2 separate regions of the Homo sapiens genome follow, and region 1 is linked to region 2. A link is a loop called in an ENCODE intact Hi-C map of the cell type or tissue named here. Cell type or tissue: psoas muscle. All regions are shown on one strand.

What was found. A loop is a pair of places that touch in the nucleus more often than their neighbours do. Peaks named below come from ENCODE experiments on the same cell type or tissue, not always from the same donor. Only the 100,000 strongest peaks of a DNase experiment are listed, where the experiment ranks them.
Region 1: a loop joins it to region 2, with 2.5 times the contacts of the local background. A loop is called at or near these places in 9 of 110 quality-filtered maps.

The regions. Positions count from the first base shown.
Region 1 is chr1:29,258,789-29,261,288 of GRCh38, reverse strand. PTPRU (protein tyrosine phosphatase receptor type U) reads right to left here. Exons shown (of 30, transcript NM_133178.4): 4 at 1,947-2,028; 5 at 1,725-1,840; 6 at 1,245-1,419; 7 at 386-679. Among named protein-coding and RNA genes, the nearest start is that of PTPRU, 24 kb to the right of the region's middle. In psoas muscle, no CTCF peak of the experiment used is centred here; DNase peaks (open chromatin) are centred at 1,258 and 1,786; H3K4me3 peaks cover 1,281 bases.
Region 2 is chr1:30,110,297-30,112,796 of GRCh38, reverse strand. No RefSeq gene overlaps it. Among named protein-coding and RNA genes, the nearest start is that of LINC01648, 74 kb to the right of the region's middle. In psoas muscle, a CTCF peak has its summit at 1,126 (motif pointing right); no DNase peak of the experiment used is centred here; H3K27me3 peaks cover 1,873 bases.

The DNA of each region.
Region 1 (2,500 bases), 850 kb after region 2:
AACACAGATTCTGGAGTCAGCCAGTCAAGAGTTCCAATCCCATCTCTGCCACTTACTAGCTGTGTGCTCTTGGGCCAGTCACTTAACATCTCTGTACCTCAGTCACATCTAAAATGGGTACGACAAGAGCACCTACATCGTGGTAGTGTTGTAAGTTTTAAATCTATAAATATGGGTTTGTGTGTGTGTCTACACACAGATATGTTTAAGTGCCTGACACAAAGTAAAGTATTAGCTATCATTATCTTTACCATAACAAGGGTTGAGGAAAAATCACAATGTTTTAGAAAGGTTTACAAGCACAGGCCACGCTACCTCTCGAATGCGCCCCTCCATAGCCCTGGGCCCACCAGAGACTGAGGCCAGGGGTAGCTGCTGCACCCACCTGCGCATTTGGTGCGGCTGATGAGGGGTGGCCCAGGGCGGCCAGTGCCGCCGTCTCCGGGACGCGTGAGCAGCACGCTGATCTCATACTCTGTGTCGGGGTCGAGGTGCCACAGCTTGTAGGTCTGCAGGCTGACGGCGTGCACCTCAGCCCAGGGCCCGCGCGCCATGCGGTACTCAATCTCCTTGCGCACGATCGGCCCGTCGCCAATGATGGAGTTGGTGTTGAGCTGGATGATGAGGTAGGTGGGGCCAGCACGCAGCAGCTGTGGGGGCGCGATGGGAGTTGGGGGCTCTGCGAGGAGATGGGGGAGAGGCGAGGCGGACCGATGCTGCTGTGAGACCCCAGCACCCAACTCTGAGTTCCACCACACCCAAATCCCTCTCCGTCCTCCTAGGGCCTCTCACGCTGCTACCAAGCCCTCAACCAGACCCGCTCTCCTACCCCCACTAAATCCCGGGCCCTAAGGGGCACCTGGCTCCAAAGGCTGACCCCGCCCTCGCCCATCAGCCCACAACCCCTCTCTCAGGCCCCTCCTAATCCCCCACATCCTCGCCTCCTGGAGCGGACCGCAGGCCAGCTAGGATCAACACAGAAGTCACACAGCCAGAACCCCACCCCTCTTTAGGCTCTCACCTTGACCCTGTCCGTCCCCCTCGAAGCCAGCCCCGACCCCTAGATCAGATCTCATCCCGGCTGGGCCACTGCCATTTCCACAGGCCCATCTTCAGATAGCGCCCCAGCGACACCCTGCCGGCCCCACCCCCCACGGCCACGCCCCCGGGCAGAGCCCGCCCCCGTCGCCGGCCCCGCCCCTCGAGGGTGAGGTCCCGGCGCTCCCCGGCGTCCACCAGCTGACCCTTGACGATGAGCTCCGCGAAGTTAGAGACGCCCGCGCCGCGCGGGGCCTGGGACACACAGCGGTACAGGTCCTGCTCGGCGCGGCTCACGGCAGCCAGCGGGAAAGTGGCCAGGAAGCGCCGGTGGCTGATGTGCCGCACGCCCGCCGCCGGCACCAGCGCCCCGCTCTGCCGCTGCAGGGAAGAGAGTGAGGGGGTCAGGGGCGCCTCGGAGCGAGGGGTCCCGATCTCGCTCTGACCCGGGCCCCATTTAGCCGTCCCTACTACACCGCGCGGACATAGGTTCCTGGAGCCGCGCTCTAACCTGGGGGAATGGGGGACCCAAGAAAGCGCAGAGCAGAGCTAGGGGAGGGCCGGGACGCTGTGCGCAGTGCTGGAGTATGAAGCAGGGACTCAGCAATCTGGGGGGAGTCAGGGCCAGAAGCAGCCACCAACCCCCTCCCACCCCGCCCCCAGCCAAGATCACCGCTCCCGCTCACTTGCAAGAGGAAGCGTTCGGCCTCGGCCGCTCTGCCCGCGGCCATGCACTGGAACGACGCGTTCTGGCCCGCGTTGACCTCCACGTCGCCCAGGCGGGAGAAGTGTGGGGCCTTTGCTGCGGGGTTAGAGCTGCATCGTGAGCTGGGCCTGCACCCCCTGCAGGCAGGAGCCGCGGCCGCCCACACCCCTTACCCCTGCGCCCCCAGTGGGCTGGGACTCACCGCAGGGGTAGCTGAGAAGCAGGATGTCATCTAGGCCCATGTAGCCCCTGCGGTCTGGGGAGATGAGGGCCTCAAACAGCACCTGGGGGAGGCGGGAGGGCCCCTATCATACTGATATTCCTCCAGCCTTGCCTGGGGAGGTGCCCACTTTCAGCTCGGCCTCAGCCTCCTCTGCCTCAACTAGCAGAGGTCAGCCCAGCTCACACTGACCCTCCCTCCCAAGCCAGCTAGTTGGGGGTGGGGTCCCAGCGCCCATAGTGAACAAGGTGGAGGCCAGTTTCCACCCAAATCCTGGACAGTTACCCTCAAGCAGCCAGACAGAGTTTCCAGGTCAGCACTGTTCCAACTCACCCTTGACCTGGGCCAGAGGCTATTCCTAGGAACAATGACCTCAGATGCTGAACCCAGACTGGCCCCAGACTGACCCCTGGCCTTGACCACAGGTTGCCTCTGATACTGAATGCAGACACATTCTAACTTCAGCCACTCATCTACTCCAACCTCAATTTGACATCCATCTGCCCCACCTCCAGGCACAGGCTGACCGCTGACTG
Region 2 (2,500 bases):
TGTATTAACACTAACTGAGCATTTACTATGTGTGAAGTACTATTCTAAACCCAGTAAAGGTTTCAAATCATGCAACCCTCTAGAAAACTCTATGAAGTATAAACTATAATTTCCCCTTTATACATGGGGAAACTGAAGCACACAGCAATCAAAGAAGTTGTCATAGTTGGTGCAGTGGACATTTGCACGTGGGCTTCAGGGCCAGGCTCCTGAGCACCGCATTGCAGGGCTTCTTCATGCTGCTTACAATGGTGTCACCAAGAACTGAGCCAGGTGACTCTTTTCCTGGGCCTTTAGGAACATGCAGAGGGCAGGACTCAGTGCCTTGTACTCAGCAACAGGAAGTCAGGGTTGGGGCGTGATGGCACGAGAGCCGGGAGTATGAGGGGGATCTGACATTTAAGGGGATGGTGGAGAGAGCCTAGGAGGGTAGATCAACACCAGAGCAGCAGGTCAGGGCCACAGAAGGGAGAGGCCAGCCAGGGAGATCTCTGGAACCCCAGGCAGGAACATCTGTCTGTCTTGTTTTTTTGGTGCTGCGGTCCCCTGCCCTTTGACCTAGGCTTCTGGAATGTCAGTGGTGGGTCGCAGCCTCCTCTTTGTGGTCCTGCAGGAAATGGAGGAGGCTGGTAGGCTTCCTAGCCTTGGGTAATATGGGGCAGAGAAAGGCCAGTGGTTGCAGGAGGCCAGACACAGTGAGTTTGGAGGATTCAGGTGAGAGCCGGACCTAGGAGCAGCAGGTGCTAAGAACTGGCCACTCCTAGGCATTCTCAGCCAGGAACCCCACGTCTCAGGGGTTTCGGGCTGAGGGCCCGTGATGTGCACATGAAAGCCTGGGCCCCTCAGGAAGCCCTTGGCCCTGGGGACATGGGGGTTCTGCCCTGCATGTACACAAGCTTCTCTTCCAGCCCCACCTCTGACCTCCCCTCCCTTAGCAGCCTCATCCAGGGAAGCGGGAATCAACTCCCCCAGTCGCAGTTTTATTTTCATCCATCTCCACTGAGATATTTGCCCAGCGAATGAAAACACTTGTATTCATCAGAAACTTGGGAGCCAAAACAAATGTTTCCATTTATCTGTCTTCCAGTGCCTCACAGAGCCCCAGAGAGGGGCAGAGCTCAGTGGCTGGAGGAACCGTGGCCATAAGAGGGCGATCTTGCATCAGCAAAATGATGCTGTGCGAGGTCCCGGAGTGTGCGCTTTTCTGGACCTAATCCACCTCCCCCCGCCACTCCCCTCCCCACGGCGATCCCGATTTTTAGGATGACTTCTCTATAGAGTCCAGGCCACCGGCGACAGGAGGACGGATTTGATGAGTCTTCACAAGCCTCTCTGCTTGCTATTATTATTATTATTATTATTATTTTGTGATTATTTTTGTGGAGGGAATGGCTTGGACCCTGACTCATTCTGTCAGCTCGGGCCTTCTCAGTGAAGCTCTTGCCAATCATTGATTGATCAATGTGTTAAAAATAAAAAAAATCTCACCCAGGGCAAGCCACAGACTCGGAGAAAATATTTGCCAAATACATATCTGGTAAAGATATGCCCAGAGCACATAGATAACCCTCAAAACTCAACCATAATAAAACGAAGACCCTAATTATGACAGATTATCCTCTGAGCAGACGCATCACCAATGAAGAGCTAGGGTGAGAAGTAAGCACATGAAAAGATGCTCAACGTCGTTAGTTATCGGGACGGACCAAAGAAAACCACAGCGGGATGTCACTTCACCCGCCCAGGATAAAAGGGCAACTGCCTGCACCAGGGGCTGGAGGGATGAGGAGTGGCTGGGGCTCTTTTCGGGAATGCGGAGTGCAAAGCCACCTTGGGAAACAGCTTGGCAGTTTCTTAGAAAGTTGAACACACGCCACCATATGATCTGGTCATTCTGCTCCAAAGTGTTTACCTGTGAGAGAAGACATATGTCCATGCACACATTTGTGCACAAATGTTCATAGCAGCTTTATTTATAGCCACAAACTGGAAATGATCCAAATACTCATCAACAGGTGCATGGAGGAACAAAATGTGATTCATCCATACAATGAACATTTTTCAGTAATAAAAAGAAAGGAAATGTTGATACATATCACCTAGAGGAATCTCAGTGTAATTATGTGGAGTGGAAGAAGCCAGACAAGTAAGAGAACATAGTGTATGATTCCAGCAGATACAATTCTAGAAAATGAAAACTAACTGATAGTCATGGAAAGCAGATGAATTTTTGTCTGGGGCAGAGGAGGCAGGCATGGTGGTGAGTGATGGGAGGATGGGAGGGGGGCTGACCGAGGGGCAGGGGACTCACCTGGGGGTGATGTGTATGTCTGTTACCTGGACTGTGATGGTGATTTCACGAGTAGGTACATATGTCAAACTCATCAAATCAGTATGTTAAATATATACGGTTTATTGTTGTAACACAATAAAGCTGTTAAAAATTTTTAAAGGTTACTACATCGTGGAGTCCTGAGAGCTTTGAAAGACAAATGCGTTT